3 separate regions of the Homo sapiens genome follow, and regions 2 and 3 are each linked to region 1. Evidence: read pairs that join two places in POLR2A ChIA-PET (ENCODE). Cell type or tissue: MCF 10A. All regions are shown on one strand. Region 1 overlaps NEDD4L (NEDD4 like E3 ubiquitin protein ligase). Region 2 overlaps NEDD4L (NEDD4 like E3 ubiquitin protein ligase). Region 3 overlaps NEDD4L (NEDD4 like E3 ubiquitin protein ligase).

Region 1 (8,000 bases):
ACTGACTAAAAGAATAAAGAGAAGACAACTTGTTTTCAAGTAATGAACAGGACAAGTGACTTAAATAGCCTTTTGAATGAGTTAAGCTAAATAGTTATACAAATATAATACCACACAGGACGGTGCCCAAAGAGAACAAATTCCTTTCAGATAGATCACTCACTGATTAACCTCAGGTACAGTTATGGCCCTGAAAACCTCAACAAAACAGGGCAAGAGAGAAAAAGTGGAGTATATCAAAATGCCTTAAAGCCTGCCACGCCATTTCCTCTAATGAAGTTAGAGACTTCCTTCCAGTGTCAAGCCTGTCAACTCAGCATGGCAGATCTCGGCCAAAATAAACTCCTGGACCCAGTTAATTGAGCTAAAAGGAGTCAAACCCCAGCACTGGCAAAGGCTCAAAGATCACACCCCCAGGACTCTCAATGGCTTCTGCCCAAGAATCTATGACCAAATGACCTCTGATAACGTGACAGGGTTTCCAGTCACTGACCTTAGTCAGAGGAGGCTGTTTATAATTGCATGTGATCCTCTTGCCTGCTGCAGGCCAGATGAGTAATCGTGAAGTGAACAAGACAGCTTACATCACTGAAAGCGGTGCGTTTTCCATGTATTCTACGGAACTCCACTGAGTCCACTGGACTCCCGGATCTCTATTTCCACTTAGTCTGAAGGGCAGGGGGCTCTTGGCAGGAAGCGCCCAAGTCCTCCCTGTGGCCCCTGTGGGAGGGAATCTGGGTACCGCCTGCCCACATCCCACTGCCCACCTGTGCTCCTGGGTACTGAGAAAACCTGGCCAGGCACAGAGGAAGCACAAATATTTACTGTAGACGAGGGTGTGTCGAGTGACCCTTGGGGAATTCTGGGCCACTGGGAACGCAGTCAAGATAGACTCAGAAAACAGCAGAGAACATGTGCTTCTGCCATTGCCCTGAAGGCCAACGGCCTCTGAAACCTCCGTGATTCAAGGTGAGCGAGTGGCAGGCTCACTTCAAGCCCACCTGTAGAAAGGAAAGCCCCGTCTATGTTACTAGCACACTACATCATATTTAACTCAAAGCACATAAGAAGGAAAAGATTTCCATCAAGGTGAAAGAAACGATATGAAAATGGCTTCACATGAAAACTGACTTGGTAAAACCCTAAGAAGTACAGGCTGAAAAAATAAACATTGCCTGGAATGAAACATAAAAATCCCAAACAACCCTCCCATCCCAACAGAACCGTCAAGACCACAAAAGCTCCTGTCCCATCACTTGCCTTAATAAGTACATAGAGCCCCCCACCATCACCACATCCACCAAACAAACCACTTTGGAATAAAACTTCTACACTCAAGTAGCAGAATTCATATAATTTCATACCTGCCTTCATTTTATATCTTTTCATTATATTCCACAGTGCCAAGAAAATGTCCCAAATGTGTCGTTTTAAATCAACATTTAGTTGCAATACAGGACTCCAGAAAACCTTCATTTAACTTAAAAAGGCAAATTTTCATAAAAACAATAGGAATGAAAAAGGTTAAGGCATAACATCTGTAACTAATACAGATGTTTACTTCCTCTTAACTAAATAAAAAGCATTTCTTCCTCTCTTCTTGACTTCCATCTTACTAGATTCCCACAAGAATTAAAGTTCACCTTGTATTCCTTACAGACATTAAAAAAGGTTTAAAAAAAAAAAAAAAAGGTCAGCACCCACCACTGTGGCATTCTTTCTCTTCCTGGTCATTGCTAATGAAACTCACTCACCAGCCTGGGGCCAGCACAAACATACTTTAAAATCCCACTTCCCTTATAGAGTTATTTGCTTCCTTTTGTTTCTTTCACTGGCAATATCTCATTCAAACATGTGTAAAGTACTTTTCAATGTGAAATAAGTATTAAAGAATAAACATTAAAGAATAGCTATGAAATAAGTACTAAAGAATAACTCAGATTTGACTGTAGGCTTTGATATTTCATATTGTTGATACATTTTTATTGTCTTTAGAATTCCGGCCATCTTAACACTTAATGACATCAGAAATACTTTACTGAAAGTAACCCGGCTCATTAATACGAAGGTGTGGCCTGCACTCAAATTTATTTCAAGCTTTGCCAACATATGGATACACTATAACCAGTTAACTAACAGTTTATGAATCACCATGAAATGAGACAGTAAAGAAACAAAAATCACATGTTAATCATTCAGCATATTCACATGTATGAGTAGGAAGGGTGGGAAAATGATAGAAAACCTGAGGGAAAAACTCAGTTGAATATGTTCTGGGCTTTGACTTTTGTTTTCTCAAACAAAAAATATAATAAAATTTAGTCTAAATCATGTAAGCCAAATTACTCATACCGAGGAAGAGAAAGATTTCTGTTGCTACCAACCAAAAATTCAGATATAAGCCATGAATTATTCTCCAAGCAAACTATTTTATGACCTAAGATGGTATTTTACTTGAAACAAAGGAGAGCTGGTATCTCCCTCTTCTCCAGGAGGTTTCTAAGTCAGAAATACTGAGACTCGAAACAGAACAGGAAGGAAAACACAATTCTTTCCTCCTCAACCTGTGATTTCTAAAACAGAAAACCTCATTCATAGAACTTCAGCGGTCTCTGTTTTCCATTATTTTCAAAAATAAAAGTATTATTGCTTTGGTTTTTGGAAGAAAAGCTGTACATTTTTCTAAACAGTCAAGAAAGTTAAGAAGCAAAGAACAGGGGACCAGAATTCTGATCCCAATTCTTTTCAAGGCTCATTCTTTGCCTATCATTCTTTTTATGCATAAGGAGGGTAAAATTGACCAATTATAGCTAACTGTGAACACCAAAAAGCATTTAAAATTGAAAATCTTGGTACATGCTAGAACTATGCCGCTGACATAAAAACAGTATTAAACCAACATCAAACTCACACCAAGAACAGATGTTATGCATTCATATAGCAAACATACAGTGGTGTCTTTGTTCTTACCTATACTTTTCCTCAAAGCTGCTGAAAAACAAGGCTGGAAAGTGTTCAGCTGGACTAGCGCTGCTGGAAATCTACCTTGGTGACCCTCCGGCTCCCTGGCCTCGTCTTCCTCCTTCCCAGTTTTAAAGCAGTGCCCGTACACACCTCTGCTGATACCGGGGGAATACCAGCAAGTTTTAACACAACTGAGAAGGAATGCGCCCAGCTCGCTACTTATACTGATGATTCACTTCAATGACAGGTAGAAAGAAATGCTTGTTGGTGGAAAAGGGGGTTGCGTCAAGCTCCACCTCCTACCATAAGGTTAAGTAGCTCCACCCAGCTCAGCAATTAGCTTACATCATCACCCGGGGCCTTATCTCCAGGTTCCCTGCAGTTGTTCCTGCAGCATCTTCAAGTGAAGTTCTCAGTGGGCTTCCACACAGGATGGGCAATAACAGAGGTCATGAGGTTTTGTGGATGACTCTATGTCTGGCGGGGCTGTTTTGCTTATTTAAAGCCAGATCAGAGATTTTGGCATTTCCAACAGTAGAGGTCAGCCCTTCACCCTGCCACAAACTAACTCAGCTTCTACATTCTGAGGTTCTGGCCCTCGAGGCCCCACACTCGGCAGATGGGAACACAACTTCCTGGCCCTCCAAAAGCTTATTGTCTTGAAGAGGGGAAAAAAACAGGAACAAAAATAACTATGATACAAACTACAGCCCCCAAAAGAATCAATAGTCAGATGAGAGACAGCCCCGCCCTGTAAATCTGCAGTCTGTACTGTGCATCCCAGTTTTCAGATCCCAGTTGTGTGCCCTTAGGTGTAAATCAGGGCCTTGAAGGTGCCAGCAGAGCTCTACCCTGGGACCCAGCAGCACCATGTCCTCGTTTGAGGGGTAGTCTGGCAACCTGACCACCCTTACTCTACAGAAATTCCAAGAGCAAGTCAAACATGTGCTCTCTGCCTGCGATGGGCACTATGCTACTTCTCTTTCCTCTTGCTGGAAGAAGTCACACCCTACTCTCCAACCCATGCAGCCCTCCACCCCAGCAGATGCGGCTCTAATAGGAAGTGTCCCCAGTTGTAGCAAACAGCTAACTTTCTATATGCACTCAAATGTGGTGGCATGCTCACTCGCGAAGTGTTCCTGGCATCTCAGCTGAGAAACCCTGTAAACTAGACTTGCAGTTCCCCCCAGCGTTCAAACGCTGGGATTTCCAGAGGTGGGGGGAAGATGAACGGATCACCCCTTGAGGCTGGGAGGACTGCTGAAGGCTTAGAGGAGCAAGTGGGCACCAGGGTTCAGCTAGAAACATTCACCCTCCTGGAGACAGGGGGACAGTGCCAACCATTCTCAGTCTTTTTTTTTTTGAGATAGGGTCTCACTCTGTCACCCAGGCTGGAGTGCAGTGGCACGATCTCACTACAGTCTCTGCCTCTGGGGTTTAAGCAATTCTTGTGCCTCAGCCTCCTGAATAGCTGGGACCACAGGTGTGAGCCACCACGCTCCACTAATTTTTGTATTTTTGGGGTTTTGCCATGTTGCCAAGGCTGGTCTGGAACTCCTGGCCTCAAGTGATCCACCCATCTCGGCCTCCCAAAGTGCTGGGATTACAGGCATGAGCCATCGTGCCCAGCCCGTTTTCAGTCAAATTCTTAAAACAAGAGGAACATCTCAAGTTTTCAGTCTTCAGCAGTTGAGGATACACAAGTTGCTGAATAGACTAAATTTAAGAACAAGATTTCCATCATCTTTGATTATGTCTAAAACTATCAAATTAAGCTACAATGTTTCCAATTTACACACTAGCTGGAAGGTTAAAAAAATAAGAACCACAATACACTATAAGAAAATGTACCTAAACAAGTTGAACAAGTTTTTATTTATTTATTTTTAACGATTTGCCTATTCCCTTAAAGATAAAAAGCATCTACACGTCCTACCAAATGTTACCTGATTGTGATGGGCTTAATTGTATTTGCCCAAAATTCCTAAGTTGAAGTCTTTAATACTTCAGATGGTGACTGTATTTAGAGAGAGGGTATTTAAAGAGGTAATTAAGTTAAAATGAGGTTAGTAGGTGGGTCCCAATCCAATATGACTGTGCCCTTATACGAACAGGAGATTAGGACACGGACACAGGTACACAAATGACCTGGGAAGACCCAGAGGAGCATCTGCAAGTCAAGAAGAGAGGCCGCAGAAGAAGCCAATCCTGCTTCATCGCAGGCTCCGGACATCCAGAGCCCTGAGAAAACAAATTTGTGGTAGTTGAGCCACCCAGTCTGTGCTACTTTGTTACGACCGCCCTGGCAAACAATCACAACACTAATTACACCACTGTTTCCCTCTGAAAATTAATACTAAAAAATTGAGACAATTGACATTTCTAATAACCATTCCCCCATAACCATACACTTCACTTGAGTATGCTCACTTTTGCCTTGTCCCATGAGGTTCTCATGCCTCAAAAAAATGCATAGAAAAGCCTCATTCTGGAAGGGAAAAAAAGGCTACATTTGATCTTTCCAACTCCAATTCTGCCACCTCCATTCTAGGCAAACTGATCAAACAAATGGTGTACATCCACCTCCCTGCCACCTATGTCATTTTCCCTAACCCAGAGAAATCGGCTTCTGCCAAACTTGCATTAAAATGTAACTGGAAAATAGTCAGTGACCATCAGCACCAAATGAAAAAATGTTAAGCCTGGAGGGAATGCTGGAAGTCTTAGTTCAATTCCTTTTGTCTAGAGGAGAAAATTAGGGCCCAATCAAAGCAGCGCCATGATCTAGGGACAGAGGCTACAGAGTGGATTCAACCCTCACACCAGCTCCAACACAATGTTACCACCACTGCCTTCACAATACTATTCACTGAGGGAAGCCTGAAGCTATTCTAACCTCACCAGTGTCCCAAAATGAAAACTGCCACCATGATCACCAGGCTATAGTGAAAAGAGACAAGGATGCACATATCGGGATAATCCATGGAAGATGGCCAGGTTCTGAGACTAAGTCTAAAACCAGCTTTCTTTTACCGGGGCACTACTGACATTTTGTGGCTGGGTAATTCTTGGTTGTGGGGGATTCGATGTGTCTGGATTTGATGAAGAAAAAGCTGCTGGCGTCTTAAGACAGATACTTCAGTTTTATAATCTGGGCAGAATGCAATAAGCAAAAGGAGAGGAGGGACGAGCAGCCTCCCTAGAACTTTCCACAGCCCTCAACGACCAACAAGGTCACTGAAGAGACACCTGGGAAGACCAGGGGTGGGTCTCCCAGAAGTCTGGCAGTAGGAGAGGATGCTTTCATTCTTGCTCATTTCCCTTGGAATTTTTTCTAAACTCAAATTTCAAAATGAAGTTAAAAAGTCATGACATTCCTTTAATTGTATATTGCTTACACTTAAATGTAAGCAATAAGCCATTGTTGGTTGGCACCTAACACTTCCGACAATATTACCCAAAAAATTGCTCAATACTGTTGACTACACTTAAAAGACTGGGCAGTTTTTAGGGTGTGGTTTTATGAAATACCACAAAGGGTCACAATGGATCAGCTTGTTTCAATGCAAAGCAAAGGAAGTATATAAAAACAGTTAATTCAACTGTAGGCAACATAGCCAAAAGGAATAAGAAAAGCATGAAGACTGATTTCATTCAAAACAGGATTTTATTAAGAACATAAAATCTGAATTTCATAGTATTCCAAAGATGGTTCAGTTTTTGTATTTTGTTTGCTTTTGTTTTTAATCTCAGGATTTGTTAGTGAGATCATCTTGATATTTTCCTCTAAAAAGTCATCATGAATTTATCCATACTCTGCAGCCTTCGAAAAGTACGTTTTTAAAAATAACATTACGAGCTTTACTAAAATGCTTACCATAAAATAGTTTAAAAAGCATCATTCTAAAAAATATCATAGTATGATTCCAAATTCATAAACTATTTCCATATACATAAATATAAATATAGCCAAATATAGATGGAAATAAAATTAAATGGTAACCAATTTATATCCCTGTGGCTATTTGGCTCTACAGGTAGATCAATGCTTTATGTTTTATCTTTTCCAATATCTAAATCTGTTACAGTCGGAAAAAAAAGTTATTTAAAAATTGCTAAGATTAGCTGGGTATGGTGGCATGGACCTGTAATACCAGCTACTCGTGGGGCTAAGACAGGAGGATCACTTGAGCCCAAGAGTTATAATGCTGCAGTGAGCTGCAATCACACCATGGCACCACACTCGTGGGTGACAGAGCGAGACCCTAGCCCCATAAAAAATAAAATTAAAAATAAACAAACTGCTAAGAATGTACTATATCACTTATTTTAACACAGTGAGTAACCAAATGAGAAGAATTCAGATGCTGAGGGTAGAGGAGACCCAAGTTTCTCTATTTTGTTCAAAACCAGCTACAGTAGAGGAGAAACTAGGACACTTGGAGGGGGAGGAATAAATTGAACACAACGAAGATAACATGACACAGGCAAAAATCTTTACATAACACAGGCAAGGTTTGGTGATAACAACATAGGCTTGAATTTCCTCACATGGTCTTAAATCCCTCCTAACTCGCGTTAGCTTTTTCTTCCAATGCCTTACAAATGTGTGGTTTACATGCTTCATAAGGTCCTACAATCAACTCACTATAACAAAACATCTGAAAGGCAAATTGTTTCATCAAGAAGGGGGAAAGGTCTCCTGCATCTTTAAATGCCATTCAGTAAACACAATACGATGTACCTCTTCTGCTCAAAGCATTTGAAAAGACCCCAAGATTTGTATCCTCAAAACATTTAGAATCTGGCAGCTACAGACAGTTCCTAATTTATGAAACCTTGTATTCCTAATGTTTAATTTTTAGGGCTGTTACTTAGGATCCTGATCACATTTTCACAGGAAAGAAAGACCTCAACCTTAGTGAAATCTGCCAGTTCCTTAGGCTGTAAAGACCATCTAAATGGAAATGACTCTGGCCCCTCTTTTGAGCTCCATTCTCCTCTACCACCATCTTCACACATCCACTTGGAGATCT
Region 2 (8,000 bases), 87 kb before region 1:
CGGGGTAACAGAGCAAAAGCACTGGTGATTCTTGGTAAAATGACCCATGTGTATTTCTGGAGCTATGTATCAAGGTAATATTTTTTAAGTTGTGAGTTACAGTCCCACAAATGGTACACAGGAAGTATTTTTTAAAGTTAAGCATAATATAGAACAGAAAATATCAGTGCCTCACATAAAACACAGGTATGTGCTATTTTGAGGAACTCATCTCAGTTACATGCATACATAAATGTGTGTACTAAGTTGTGATCTAAGGTTAATTTCTTTTTGTGTGCCATCAAAAGAATTAGAAAGCCACTCAACTACAGAAAAGGAAAACCATCCACTATTACCAACTGTCTGGGGTTCCATCCTCAAAATCATTAAGTAGTGATTTCCAAAAAAAAAAAGGTTTAGAGTTTCTTAAGACAAATGGAAGGGAATTGTAGAGAATTTAGAACATAAGTCAGACAATAATAGAATGTAAGCAAAGACAGCATATGATCAGATCTTTGTATGTTACAGATCGAGGTAAACATCACAGCTGCCTCTAACACTAAGCCAGAAAAACAACCTGGGCTTTCCCAGAGGACTAGCGAGTGCAGCTACCCCATCAGCTGTGCCACTGGCCGGCCCCAGTGCTGACAGAGGCCCTCAGTAATGCATGACGCCAGCTTTGGCATTACAGAGAAAAGGAAGGCAGAATGTTCCTTTTCCTCCTTCCACTTGTCAGGCACCTCAGCTTCCATCATGCAATCAGAGCAGGGCTGTGGTTCAGGAAGAGGTAAAGTGTGAGTGCGGTTCCACCCACGCTGGGCGTTGCATAACCCAAGGAAGGTTTCTGCACCTGGGTGGTGCCTCTGCCTTTCAAGGTGAATTGCTTCAAAATATGTCACTGAAATTACCTTAATCAAATAAGAGCCAAGTGGCACTCAAATAAAGAAAAAAGTGTGATGACATATTCTCTGAATGCACATACTCCTACCAAAATTCACTTCATATGCACCAGAACACAAAACCCAAACAAAATTCAAGTACTTTTTGGTAAACACACACAGGGCTTTTACATGGCCAGCTCCTCTGCCATTTAATTTTTAAGAAGTAAGGGACAAAATCTGCCATTCAGTTATACACAGTAAGGTGTGTCCTAGAGACACTGGTCCTTATTTATAACAACAAACAGGACCTCCATGTCAACAGAGTGTCAGAGCAAATTTGCAGGACTTTTACAGGCCCCAGGAAAACCATGCTGGAAGGCAGCAGAACTCAACCCTGCTGGCTGTACCTACAACCAGGAAGACCATCTATTTTGAGGAACACTTATTACTGAAGTTTAAAAAGTTAAACTGAAGTCAGAGAGAGAGAAAGAGAGCGAGCAAGAGTGAGAGTGAGAGCGAGAGCGAGAGCAAGCGCAAGCAAAGAACAACTGTGCTTGCAAGGATTGCAGCAGCCCTGCAATAGCAGCCTGGCTTTAACTCCAAAGCATAACTAGACCAGTATAATCGGGGTGGTGAGAAGACACTCCTTTGTGGGCTCAGAGGGAGTCCTGGTGGCTCCAGGTACTTGGCTGTGACATCAGGGGATGAGGTGTACCTGATGTCCCCACCTCCCTCTGGTTGGGTGGAAGTGGTTCAAGAACACTCAGTTCTCTGCCCCACACCAAATATAAGCATATCCCAGGTGCGGGGTCAACTAAGGGCCACAAGAATCACCATTTTTTTTTTTTTTGCAGGAGGAGCACTTGATAATCTGAACTTAAGACCCAGGAAACTGGGGGTGCGAACACTGGGATAGGACTCTGCCAACTAGATGCCCAGGTGAGCAGCACTGTTGTGCTTAGGAGCTTTTCCTCATCAGCTCCTTCAGGCAGGGCTCAGCCACAGGCAGGAGGCATCTCTCCCCGCACATCCTCACCTGGACTGTCCATGGTTCAAGTGCTCAGCAGCCACAGGGTCTGGGGGCTTTGGAGCTCTGGACAGGATAGGACAACAGAGTTCTGCCACGTAGCAGGGGCATGAGCAGAATACTGCAGGGACACCTTGAGGGAGTGACAGATTCTGCTGAGGGAAGGCCAGGGATGACTGTGCAGGACGTAACTTCAAGCAGGGTCCTGAGGGAGGAGTTTGCAGGGAGGACAGAGCAGGGATGACAGGAGTGGCCAGCACGGGAGCATCCGGCTGAGGGCTCGCTGACTAAAAGGTCCATGCCACTGATGAGGCGTGGCCCCGTGGGGCAGTGGGGGGGAGGGAAACTGAGGCCAGGCCTCAGGGTCCCATATGGCTTGCTCTCTCAAGACGACAGTCTCCCAGGGCAAGTGAAGACACATGAGGACATTAAACAGGGAATAACTGGCAAGGACTGTGTCCCAAAAAGGTGCCTGAGCAGGAGAGCTGACTGGAGAGAGAGCGCCGAGGACAGCGCTGAGGACAGCGTGAAGTCACCCAGTTGAGCACCACGAGGGTGCAGCCCACTCAGGACACGGAAGGTGCGGTGTCCCAGCAGAAGGGTTCCGCTCAGGGACGCTTCTTGTCAGCAGGTGTTTGTACACTGGGTGATGAGGGCATCAGGTAATGCCCACTAAGGCCTCAGTGCAGTGCCCATCAGGAGGGATGGGAGCTGCAGACCAACGTTACTGACTTGACGCAGACACAAAGCAAAAGTGGAGGACGGTGGAGGAAGAAGCAGCCCAAGGGAGGCGCGGCCAGACCACTGCCTGAGACTCGTGCTGAGTGCAGGACCAGCTGTCCCACCATCCAGGCACTGAAGCTGCCTGCAGCACAGGTGGCAACAGTCCATGCTGCCTGTCACCCTGATGGTCACCGCCTTTATTCTCCTCTCTGTGAAGAGATGTCTTCCCCTTTCACCCAGATGTGCTTGGTTACAGATCTAGGGGAAACGACTGCCTCTTCAATGTTGTACCTTTTCAGAGGAGGGAAGAAGCCAGAGCTTGTCATGCTTACAGGTTCTGGGGCACAGCCTGGCATCACAGTTACTGTTACATCTGCTGCAAAGCTGTCCAGCTGCACAAATGCCACTGACAGCTTCTTAGAAGGCTATTCTATTTTTGCAAAAAATGCAGATGTAGAAACCCCCCAGGTATTACTGGGGTCCTGTTATTAATTGTTCCTTCACTGTCTTTCTTGTGAAAGAAATGCTAAATGTATCTGCTGAATAAACTAAAACATTTTAATGAATATAACATGCTAAAAATAAGGCAAACATGTACATATATTCTATTTCTTACAAAGCAAACTGATATGAGATTGAACTTAATTTAAAAGTTAATTTTAAAGTTAATTTAGAAGGAAAATGTGTCACTGGGTTCTCTTAATATAATATTGTTTAATTTTGTGCTTCTGGTTTTATGGTGCAATTTGTCTTAATTTCTTAAGATTTCAGGATAATTTTACCAGGATAAGTGTCTCTTTTCTACTTTTTTAAAATCAAATCTTCTGCAAGCAATTTTAATACCAGACTAAATGTATCAAGGAAAAAATAGCAATGATACTTCTAGATCCTATATTTTTTTCTCTGAACTTAGCTACCAAAGAACAGATCTTAATCTGAAATATTGAATGACAGACACTCTTGGTAACCATGCAGTGTCAAGAAATGATTTGGATTTGGGTAAAAGTAAGCCTAAGTACACCAGGGGTTCAATGCCAGTTTTTACTTTGATTTCATTTTCATATTTATTGCTAAAAGCTCTTCCTCACATATCTCCGGGCATCTGAACCTCACAGTCCATCCCACTGCCTGGCTGTCTCATAGTTGGGATATGTAGAATGTCACAAGCCAGCAACAACAAATTACACGGGAATGGAAGTGCCGTGTGGTTTTATTCTTGAATTGCAATTACTGAAGACTCTGAACTAGAGTCATACAGGTTTACACAAGGACACTAGCTAACTTTTCATAAACTCTCCATTAAACAGCCTCAATGTAGGCATTGGCATTCTAGTTAGATCTGCTGCAGGACTTTTCCTTAGTTCAGCTTAAGAGGGGTCCTTGTCACATGACTACGAAAAATTAGGCTCACAATTTAAAGGGTGAGAAAAATGGGATTTATTGGACAAAAAGGAAAAAAAGGAAAGCAGGAACTCTCCACCAAGCTGGAGTCCTGCTAGTGTGCTTCCTGCCTCGCAGACTGAATCCTAGGTACCATCCAAGAAGACGAGGGGCCAGGCTCCTCCCTGCTGCAAATGGCTCCAACTTCCCAAGGCTCCACCCCAGTGCGCACTCCTCCCAGTGTGCGGGTCGGTCAGAGGCTCTCCCGGGGAGCCATTTCCACCTGGCTGTCTCAGATCCTTTCCTCCTTTAGCCATATTTTGGCTGAAATCACATCTCTGCCCAGTGGACTCCACCAAAGTTGGCTGGGGGAAAAGCTCCAGCTTTACTCTGGGGAGAAACTCAGGATTGCAAGGAATAACAAGCCAACCTGTAGCTCATCTATCATGTGCCAAACACTGCTATAAGGAGGTTAAGAAACTTGCCTGGGCATGGTGGCTCACGCCTGTAATCCCAGCACTTTGGGAAGCTGAGGTGGGTGAATCACCTGAGGTCAGGAGTTCGAGAACAGCCTGGCCAACATGGTGAAACCCGGTCTGTACTAAAGTACTAAAAATACAAAAATTAGCCGGGCGTGGTGGCGGTTGCCTGTAATCTCAGCTACTTGGGAGGCTGAGGCAGGAGAATTGCTTGAACCCAAAAGGCAGAGGTTACAGTGAGCTGAGATTGCACCATTGCACTCCAGCCTGGGTGACAAGAGCAAAATTCCATTTCAAAAAAAAAAAAGAAGAAAGAAACTTGCCCAAAGTCATAGAGCTAGTAGGTAGTGGCCCAAACATGAACCCAGGCAGTCTTCCATCATGATGCAGAACCTGTACTTCATGTACCAGAGTTGTAAGGAAAACATGAACAGGCTCCCCGAATCCCTCCTCAAAAATCCTAGTATGCTATGCTGCCATCCCCAACTCCATATCCCCTCATGGATTATGCTTGCCAAATCTTGCCATGTGCCCTTCCTTCCTCATCTATATTTTAATATAAAAATGAAATGAGTAACGTATGAGCTTGAAAGAGAAAACAAATGGAATTGAATAGTTTTTATTCTTTTACTTCACCCCCCTCATCTCCCCCACCCCTGATATCTTTTAAAGCAGAGCTCTTCAAACTGGAGCATGCACAGCTCTGGGGATATACAAAGACATTCCAGGGGACTTGGACATGGACAATTCTAGAGAAATCATTTTCTAGATCCTTCCATATGTCCTCTTCCTTGAAACCGATCTGGCATGAGAACAGTGCTTGCCTTCTGTGGCTCTCCTTTCCTGCTTACCCTTTCTAAATCACAACCCTCCATCCCTGCCTTTCCAAAGAAAGACATACTCCTCACCCTTCTTGAATCATACACCATGGTCCACTTTGCTGGGTATAAAAGCCACTGGAGGACAAAATAATGAAGGAACAGAATCTATCATAAAGTCAAACTATTAACTAGGTTGTTATAAAAACATTTCCCTGAAAACTTCTAAGTAGTTAAAGCTAAGTCTCCCGGCTCCCTCCCCTCCCCACCCGACACAACAATTTTAGATGACAGCAATGGAAAAGAAAAATTCCTTCTTTCCACACACCAGCTTGATGAGAAAAGTGTGGAGAGGAAAACTTCAAAACTTTGTAAAACAAATTAAACCAAAGATTATATGTATTTTGAACGTATACCATATAAAACAAGGATGTCCAAGGATGAGGAGAAACTTCCATTAACTAGATTTCGGAGTCTAGCAGGTGCTCGTTTAGGCAGAGAGTATGGGCCTCCTTCTCCCTACAATCCACTGAAGACACACTGAGAAACAGGGCCCAACTCACTCTTTTTCTAGTCTCTTTATGACAGAGTAACACCAGCAGGTACTGGAGCAGAATGCGCAGCACTGAGGTGTGCCATTAACCAGAGGTGCCCAGGCTGCTTAGACACTGGAATCCCTGCAAAGTTCTCAAATCACTGTACCCAGGCCTCACCTCAGAAAATTAAATTTCTGGTGGAGGGGCTCAGTTGTAGGTGTGATTTAAAAGCCCTCTATCTTATTCTAATTTTTGGCCAGGGCTGACAACCACTGGGTGAAGCTACCCGTTTTCCTTGTTCACAAAAGAGAAACTATAATTACTTATTAAACTAGTGGAGTGACACTGATCAGCAAACTGATACTAAATTGCAATCTCAGAGTATATGATAGGTTCCCCTCCTTCTCCAGCTCTCCTCACTTGTGCCTCTGCTGTTCTCCTAAATGAGAAATCGCTGGGCCCATTTACATATGGAGGTAAAAATAACTGCCTGGGCCCGGAATGCAGATGGGATGCAGAAGATGGTGCATTTCTGGCTGCCCCTGTTTGGAACCCTAGCCCTCTGGCCTGATAGGGCTGGGATATTAATAGGAGTAAGATTCACAGGTGCACAAAGCACAGGGATTTCACTGGTCATAGCCAAGGGATATCTGGCTGCCACTCTAACACTGGGGCTAAAAAGACAAATCCCATTTCAAAATAGAACCAGAGAATGTGATCTTTAGGAGGGACCTCAAAAGTCATTTAGTGCAACATACATCTTAGGCTTGTATCCTCATCCATCCCCTCTTTCAAGTGGTTGCTCACCCTGCTTAGCTTTGAACATCATCAGTGATGGGGAGCTAACTACATAATGGGTTTGTGGAAAGCGGATGGGTTTTGGACATATAGATGGCTAGTTTAAAATCCCATGTCTATCTAGAAGTAGCTGAACAACCAAAGGAAGGTTTCTCAATCACCAAAGGCCAATCTCATCCAAAGTGAGGATAAAAACCACTTTATCTTGCACAGTCATTGATATTACATGGGAAAATTAGATTCAACAAATGTTCTTTCTTTCTTTTTTAATTGAGACAGAGTCTTGTTATGTTGCCCAGGCTGAAGTGCAGTGTCACAAACATAGCTCACTGTAGCCTCAAACTCCTGGGTCCAAGCAATCCTCCCACTTCAGCCTCCTGAGTAGCTAAGACTACAGGCATGTACTACCACATCAGGCTAATTTTTTTTTTTTTTTTTTGTAGAGACAGGGTCTTGTCCAGGTGGTCTCAAAGTCCTGGGCTTAAGTGATCCTCCCACCTCGGCTTCCCAAAGTGCTGAGATTACAGGTATGAGCCACTGCCCCTGGCCAATAAATGTTACTTCTGACTAGGGTATCTCAAAGTCAGCATCATTAACATTTGGAGCTAGATAATTCTTTCCGTGAGGGCTGTCCTATGCTTCGTAAGGTATTTGGAAGCATCTCTGGCTTCTGCTCACTAGATATAGCAGCAACTCTCACCCCTCAGTTTTGTGCAATCCAAAACTGTCAAACGTCCCTGGGAGGCAGGTGTGGGGTCAGGGGGAAGAAGTGCTCCCAGTTGAGGACTACTGTCCAATCCTACTCCCTCCCCTCCACTCTGGAAGGTGTCCATTCCATCTTTGGGCAACTCTATAAGAATGTTCTAGTAATCTGGTGTTCATTTTTCTTTAACTCCTATCTCCTTGAAACATCAAAAGAAAAGTAATGTAAGTTTCTGTAACCAGAAAGTGGCAGGACTAGGATTTCAACCAGAATCTCTTCCATGCTAACACTCAAGAGTGAAACAGTTATTTGTTTCCACTATTTCTTAGTGGCTAATCTCTACCACGGGTCAGGATGGCTTAATTTGAAGAAAGTTACATCCTTATCCTCTAGCTGCTTTTCCTTTTGCCCCCAGAGTACTTAGAAAAAGATCAGCAAGCAAAGCTCCATGTACCAGAGTATTTCCTTATTAACGGGTAAAACAGAGAGTGTGACATAGTTCACTATGTGGCTGCCAGGGAAATCCCCAAGAAGCTGAGACCAAAGGCGGAGCTCCTTGCAAGACTGAGTTGTGTTTAAGATCAAGAGCAAAAGTTACACAGTTTCCAGAATAAGGAGCCAGGCTACATAGGGCTATTAATGGGAACACACAGTGGGGCTAGCATCAAAGCCAGGA
Region 3 (8,000 bases), 100 kb after region 1:
CAGGTATAGCAGCCTCATTAACTCAGCAGTATCTAAATACACATCATGTGAAAAGTTACCACAAATTTTAAGTCTCTTAAAAAGGGCAAGTTGGAGGTAGCAAGGCAAACACCACTCCAGGGCTCACTAGACTTTTATATTTTATTTTATTTTATTTTATTTTAGACAGAATTTTGCTCTTGTTGCCCAGGCTGGAGTGCAATGGCGCAATTTCGGCTCACTGGAACCTCCTCCTGGGTTCAAGCTATTCTCCTGCCTCAGCCTCCTGAGTAGCTGGAATTACAGGCGCCCGCCACCACACCCGGCTAATTTTTGTATTTTTAGTAGAGACGGGGTTTCACCGTGTTGGCCAGACTGGTCTCGAACTCCTGACCTCAGGTGATCCACCCGCCTTGGCCTCCCAAAGTGCTGGGATTACAGGCGTGAGCCACAGCACCCGGCCTAGATTGAGTTTTAGACACTTGTCAGCAACTAAACACTGCCAACCCTGCCATCAGGTTGTGGGCACAAAACCATCACTTCCACCCCAGCCCTAGGGCTGAATGGCAGCTGTAAGCCAAAGGGCTACCACTAGAGGGCGACACAGCCCAAAGACTTGAGCAACTCCCAGGCACTGATTTTAATAAAACAAAGCTCTGAGCAGAACGAGTTGAAATTTCTCAAGTTCAAAAACCTAGTTTATTTTTTAAATGAAACAATACTATAAAAACATAGAAAAAACACATATATGGGTGTGCAGAGAAAAAGGTCTCAAAGGCTTCACACCAACCTGGTAACAGGGAAAATAAGACATGGGAAGGGAATGGGGCAAGGCAGAGAAATGGCAGACCTCCACTTTTTAGCCTAAAGGCTATGCTGAGTATTTTTCAAGATTGCATTCATATATTATTGGGATAATTTTAAAATACATTACAAATCAGAAAATATAATAAACATAGAAAACATATAGTTGGCCAGGTGTGGTGGCTCATGCCTGCAATCCCAGCACTTTCGAAAGCCAACACAGGATGATGACTTGAGCCCAGGAGTTTGAGACCAGCCTGGGCAACACAGTGAGACCTCATCTCTACAAAAAAAATTTTTGTTAATTAGCCAGCTGTAGTGGAACTCGCCTGTGGTTCTAACTACTTGGGCAGTTGAAGTGGAAGGAGCGCTTGAGCCTGCAGTGAGCCAGGGCCACACCACTGCTCCAGCCTGGGTGATAGAGAGACCCTGTCAAAAAAAAAAAGAATGAAAGAAAAGAAAGAAAGATTAACAACTGAACAAAACTTGCTACAGACAGAATCTCCAAACCAGCAGCATTCAGAAGGGTTCTAAAATCTATCTCACTGAATTCTGTAGGTAGTTCCTGAGGAAAACCGGGCCCCCAAAGAGTAATTTGCTCCAACAGGGGCCAAAGTTAAAATAACAGCCCACTCTCATCCAAGATCCTAATAACACACGTGAGAATCCTTTCTCTGTTGTGTCCTCTACTAAAATGCTAGCAGTTATGGTTTGGTCATCAATTCTCTATCTTACTAATATCATTCTACACTCTGTTCTCCCCACCAAAAAAAAGAGAAGACACTTTTACTTAGATCACATTGCTGAAATGGCATGTCTTCCTTTGGCTAAATTAAATTTTAACAAATATCTGTTGAAACTTTCATCACTTGATAGAAAAACATCACTTAATTATTATAAATCTAAAAACCTACCTAAGTCCATATCTTCAAATTATCTGCAATGTATAAAAACAGTCCAAGCAGAATATGGTAATAGTCACCTGAGTACATAAAGATACCAGTGGGGATGGGGGAGTGAGGGGGGGATTACATCTGTTGGACTAAAGAAAATTTTCCTGAATTTGAAGGTAGAAAGGGACTTTTTTTCTTTTTTTTGAGATGGAGTCTTGCTCTGTCACCCAGGTTGGAGTGCAGTGGCGTGATCTCGGCTCACCGCAAGCTCCGCCTCCCAGGTTCATGCCATTCTCCTGCCTCAACCTCCCGAGTAGCTGGGACTACAGGCTCCCGCCACCACGCCTGGCTAATTTTTTTGTATTTTTAGTAGAGACGGGGTTTCACTGTGTTAGCCAGGATGGTCTCGATCTCCTGACCTCGTGATCCGCCCGCCTCAGCCTCCCAACGTGCTGGGATTACAGGCGCGAGCCACCACGCCCGGCCGTGGCATTTTTTAAAGGGTGAACATTTGCTGCATACTCATTATGAGCTGGGCATTGTACTGATAGTATTTTATGTTTTGTTACCTCATTCCATCCTCACAAATCCCAGTGAGGTAACTGTAATTAACCTCATCGTAGAGGGAGGGAGAATACAATTGGCCAATGAATAGCAGAACCAGGACTCAAACTTAGGACTGCCTAATCCACACCTGCTCTTGGCTGACATCAGAAGGCCTTGTCTTTACTCCTCCTGGTGTGTTTCATTTCACCCCCTGCCTCTCTCCATCCTTGCTGTCTGGCCTCGACAGGGATTTCTGCCTTTCTATTTGGGCAGTCCAATCTGGCTGACGTCAAGGCAGCCAGAGAGGTTTCATGGGTTCTGAAGAGAGCAAGCAAGAAGGGATCCAGAGACTGGAGAGGCCGATCCTGGCAAGGAGACTTCTTCCTTAAAGGATCAACAGGCAGAGGGAAGATCTTCAAAGACGATTAAGGAAAATTATCAGATGGCTTGCTCCACAATGCGATGTGTGCCAATCTGCTGCAGAGGGAGATTAAAGGGGGCCTGGGGAGCCAGGTAAGAACAGGCCGTGGTGCTTGACCCTGGCTGCTATGAGAACCACCCGGGCAGCTTCTAAGCAAACCGCCAATGTCCAGGCCTGCCAGCCCCCGACCAATGAAGTCAGCATTTCTGGGTGTGAACCCCAGGGCATGGGGGCAGAGGTAGGGTTTTAAACCTCCCCCAGGTGATTCTGATGTGCAGCCAAAATTGAAAACCACTGGGCCAAACCAATAGCTAGGCGAACTGGACAGTTACACAGGGTCCAGCAGGGGCTGCAAACTCTCAGTCGTCCAGTCCCAGCTGGCTGAATCCACTTGTTATAAAGCTACACCGCTTAGCTTGGTGACATTCACCAGCAATTTCTGCGGCTAGGAACAGAGAGAACACACCAGGGCCATCCGGGACAGCAGGTCAGTGGATCGGGGTAAAGGTGTGTAGTGTGACTGCAAAGACACTGTGGCAGCTGCTGATGAAGGAGTCCAGGCTGATAAGCGATTCCAGAACACAAATGCCAGAAAGAGAGACTCCAGGGAGGCCCAGAAACCAGGCTGGGGGCAGAAAAGGACCTCAGAATAGCCTGGGTACCTTTTTCAACACAAATGTATACAGGTGCCCACACCTCCCCCACCTCCCCCATTGCTCTGGCCCTTAGGAAAGTGAGCAGGCAACTGGACTTTGGCAAAGCCCTCCCAGGCTTCCACTCTCCATGGCCCATGAGAATGACTGGAACAGAAGGGAAAGATGGGGACAAAGGGAAGGTGGGGCATGAGGGGTAAGGTTGGAGAGGGCAGACTGCAGAGCCTGAGAGCTTAGAGGTGAAGTGTTTTCAATGAAGACTGGCTTGGATTAAAGAGAAGGAAACATTATTGGATTTACTTCGCTGACAAAAGATGAGGACAGTGTATTAGCAAGCACAGCCACAGGGCTATCAAGAGCCTTTGGGATGACCCCGGGCCTGGGTAACAACAAAATCCAAGACCCAGAAAGGTAGTAGCAGGTGGTGTGAGCTGAGGTTAGGACCTTCAAGAGAAACCCAGTTCCGCTTGGGGGGCTGAAGAGGATCTGGAATCAGCGCCCACCCAGGGAACAAGAAATGTCAGCACTGAGTGTGATGTCAGCTCCCCCACCCACAGGACACAGGGGCCTTCACTGGAGAGTGGGAGAAAGTGTGTCCTTCCTCAGCTGGGAGATGAAGAAATCAGATGGGCTTCTCTTCGCTCTAGTGATTTGGTAAGTATTTCAGGACATCTTCAAAGATTCAGTGCAAAAGATTTGGCAACACCGCCCCCACCACCCCGCCACACACACACAGACACATACATACACACAAACAACAACAAAACAAAAAAGAAGAAAAGGGAGGATGAACAAGAGGAGGAATACAGGTTCCTAGAGTGGCGAGCACTGAAAAGCAGCAGCGCAGTTCTTTCAGATTTTTATTTTAATAAATAGGATTTTGTAAACAAATTGTTTTAACACACTCATTGATGAAGCAGAGCTTCTAGTTATATCCATAAAAGAGATGAGAAAGTAGGAAAAGCCACAAGTCTGCTTCACCAATTTCAGTTTCCATTTTTATCTACTCAAAAATGTTCAGACCACAAATTCTGCATCCACAGCCTCACGTCACAGGCATCATAAGCACCTGACAAGTGCTTACTGCGCAAGCAGCGCCTTACCAGAATCCGGCAGGATACGTAAGAGCATGTGCCTCTTGATAACCATGTGTTCACAAAGAGATCTGTGTGTTCACTGACACAGCAGATGTGAATTCTGAGTCATACACAGGTTAAGGTTCACTCTAACAACTTGGCAATGCCAGCCGAACTTCTGAGGCTATTGCATGAAGGAAAAGGGAAGGGAGCTAGTTAAGTCATCTTGAGGGGACAAAGAAATGTGGAGTGGTGCAGTCTCCAGTGTCAAGTCCATTCTTTCTGCTGGGCTGTCATTCACACTAAGCATACTGGAGCAGCTGTTCTAAAAAATGAAAGCAATGCCTGAATAAAGCAGAGCCAGCCACTATCCAGAGGTTAGGAGAGGGGAAGCTTCTCCTGGCAGCACTGACGAGGAAGACGGGAAACATTCTATACACTCCATGTCATGGAGTATATAGGTGTGTAGTGTGACTACAAAGACACTGTGGCAGCTGCTGCTGAAGGAGTCCAGGCTGATAAGCGATTCCAGAACACAAGTGCCAGAAAGAGAGACTCCAGAGAGGCCCAGAAACCAGGCTGGGGGCAGGAAAGGACCTCAGAATAGCCCGGGTACGTTTTTCAACGCAAATGTATACAGGTGCCCACACCTCCCCCTATTGCTCTGGCCCCGTCAGGGTAACCGTGAGCCACGTTTGCTACATTTCGAACAATCCCAGGGAAACTGGTTCAAAGACAACTGTGAAGCGATGAGGATGGTTTTCATACATACAGACCTCTGGTCTCATTAGCTTATAATTTTACCTTTTCCACTATAATGCAGTTCCCCAATAAAGAATAAAAAATGGCTGACTGCTTCCCATTTATTCCCGTAAATAAAGATTAACACACAGAAGCAATGTGGCTGACATCCAAACTCAAAAGTGTACACAAATCAAATTCGAATATGATAAAAAGTAAATTGATTGTGTATTATCTTGAACATAAATTATTCTGGATGGTAATGAGGATGAACTGTTTTTCCTGCTCCAAGGCAACTGGGCCTGGAGGTATTCTACTTCTTCAATAATATATGTGCTGATTTACATTAGTGTCTGGAACCATGACCTTAAATGAATCTGTAAAAAACAAAGCACTTGAGCAAAGAGGCGGTTCTGCAAATGCTCCAGAAGAGGAAAATCTGTCTGAAAATTCTTAGTTCATTCCTCAACTGTTTACTAAGCACTTGCTTTCTCCCAGGTATGTTAAGAGCTGCCGCTTTCTTACTCCTGAAATTCCCTTCTAGATGGAAGAAGCTCTGTCCAGCATATTCCTCCTGCCTCTCCCACCCTCACACACTCCAACCAGGGTAAGAAAGAAGGGCCAGCGTTGGCAGGAGTTTGGGTAAAGAACTGGCTGTGCCAAGCCAAGCCCCCGCTCCTTGCTGTATTGTATCCTTCACAAGGAGATCAGTCCAAAGGATGGACCATCAGTGTGAAGAGCAGCTCAAGCCCATGCTGGCACTCACCAGGGTGGGCATGGGGGATGTTAAGTCTGCCTAATTCCATGTTCTGTGTTAGGAAGCCCACTGGCCTGGACATAGAAGCCACATTCCTCTATGTTAAGCCTTTGCCCTAACAAAGGTGATGCTCTGGTCTCCCTCTGCAAATGCTTTTGTTATTTCTCTGGTGAACTGTACTTACTGGACCCCCTTGAGTCCCTTGAGCTTAGAACTGTGCTACTATTGTATAGGGCAGTACAGTTTACAACCCATGAGCTGGCCCCAAATTTAGGCTGCATTAGATGCACCTGAAGGGGTTATTTTAAATTGCAAATTCCTAAGACCCAGGCCATAAACTCTGATGCAGCAGATCTGCAGAGGGCTGACATCTGCGCCTGGAAGAACCGCAGCTAAACCAAAACCACATTATGAGAAGGCATGGAAAAAAATTCATGGATCTCTATACCTCTGAGCTTTAAAACAAAAACACAGTATTTTAATAAGTCTGATTTTCCACTTCCATAAAATTAAATGATTTTGTGGTTGATTTGGTGACTCACAGAAAATGCTTACAGGGCAAGAAGACTGGAAGTAAGAAACGCAATTCTGAGCGTGCTGTCTGGAAGAAGCGCTGTAATCAAATGACCAGGTGGTCACTGCGTTCTATCAGGATGTCAGCCTAAGTTAGCCAGAGCCCAAAGAGGCACACTGGGGTGTGCGCTGGGTCCCTGTGCAGGCACAGGAACCACTGAGAAGGACACAGTAGTTTTGGGGGAAAGTTGGCTGTACCGGGTTTGGTCAAGCTATCCAAAAATCATCAGGCCTAAACACGCCTTGCTCCTCCAATAACATCAATTTCCAACCCAAATTTAAAGTTAACAAACGTAGAGTGCTTTCTAGGGCCTGTCAAAGAGACACACTGTACTGATTTTGCTAACCTCTTAGCAAGGGAAAAATAATCCTATTTCAAGATCTATAATGTCAAGTTTGCCCAAAAGGTGAAGTTAAAACTAACTCTGTATTAATAATATTCCGGGAAGTGCTCCCCTCTGTCAACGTTTTGCTCATGTCCCAAGTGTCCCCACGGCATTGCCACGCAACACAAGAGAGGATGCACATTCCCTCCATTTAGGCAGCAGTTCAACAGAACTAACGGGAGAGAGTAAGTCAATCTTTCAAAAGTCCAAAAATCCTCAATCCCCATTCTCAATTCAGACCAGGTTCACAGTCTCCTTCCCCACCAGAGTTCTGGAAATTAGAATCCAGTATTTCTCAACAACTTCTACAAGTATGAGAAATTTAAACTCATCTTGAGAGGACTCCTGGGTTCCCTCTGAATATTTTAATATCCTGCATTAATGAGGAAAATGCAACTAACCTCCTATGTTTCCTAAACAGACTTGTCTTCCCGAAAAACTTGAATGTAAGCAGGGAATTGCATCTCCCCTAGGACTGCTTTAAAAACCTCTACCACTTACTACAATGGATTCCCAGAAGGCAACTGGACTGCATGATTCTAAGGCACCTACTGTGGGCCCAGAACCAGAAAAAAAAAAAAAAAAGAAAGAAAGAAAGAAAAGAAAAAAGAATGAAAAAGAAAAGAAAAACATCTCAGGCAAATACCAATAGGAGTCGGCAAGAAGACAAAGGCCAGTGAGCCAGGTTCACAATATCAGACGCCTAAGGTTTAGCCTACCACTGCCGCAGGTGGAATGACGGTCCCCCAAGATGCGCGAGTCCTAATCCCCAGAACCTGTGACTAGGTCAGCTTACACAGAAAAGGGGGATTAAGGCTGCAGATGGAATTAAAGTTGCTAATCAGCAGACCTTAAAATAGGGAGATTATCCTGGATTATCCAGATGGACACAATGGAATCACAAGGGCTCCTGAAAGTGCAAAGGGAGGCAGAAGGAGAGCATCCCAGGAGGAGATGTGACCATGTGGGAATGGCCACAGAGATGCTACTCTGCTGGCTTTGCAAACGCAGGGAGGGGACAATGAGCTGAGGCTGCTAGATGTCCTGCAGAAACTGGGAAAGGCAAGGGGATCCTCTCCTAGAGCCTCCGGGAGGAACACAGCCCTGGCGACACCTTGAGTTTAGCCCATGTTAGACTCTACCCTACAGGACTATGACTATGAGATATAAT

What was found. Peaks named below come from ENCODE experiments on the same cell type or tissue, not always from the same donor. Only the 100,000 strongest peaks of a DNase experiment are listed, where the experiment ranks them.
Region 2: POLR2A ChIA-PET joins it to region 1 with 12 read pairs; 6 of 35 experiments call an interaction of 5 or more read pairs at or near these places.
Region 3: POLR2A ChIA-PET joins it to region 1 with 10 read pairs; 4 of 35 experiments call an interaction of 5 or more read pairs at or near these places.

The regions. Positions count from the first base shown.
Region 1 is chr18:58,216,728-58,224,727 of GRCh38, reverse strand. All of the region lies in intron 2 of NEDD4L (NEDD4 like E3 ubiquitin protein ligase), which reads right to left. Among named protein-coding and RNA genes, the nearest start is that of NEDD4L, 180 kb to the right of the region's middle. RefSeq lists an enhancer at 798-1,391. In MCF 10A, no CTCF peak of the experiment used is centred here; DNase peaks (open chromatin) are centred at 487, 867, 3,197 and 6,427.
Region 2 is chr18:58,303,407-58,311,406 of GRCh38, reverse strand. All of the region lies in intron 5 of NEDD4L (NEDD4 like E3 ubiquitin protein ligase), which reads right to left. Among named protein-coding and RNA genes, the nearest start is that of MIR122HG, 140 kb to the left of the region's middle. RefSeq lists silencers at 746-845, 651-873. In MCF 10A, no CTCF peak of the experiment used is centred here; a DNase peak (open chromatin) is centred at 736.
Region 3 is chr18:58,114,660-58,122,659 of GRCh38, reverse strand. All of the region lies in intron 1 of NEDD4L (NEDD4 like E3 ubiquitin protein ligase), which reads right to left. Among named protein-coding and RNA genes, the nearest start is that of NEDD4L, 74 kb to the right of the region's middle. In MCF 10A, a CTCF peak has its summit at 569 (motif pointing right); DNase peaks (open chromatin) are centred at 579 and 4,479.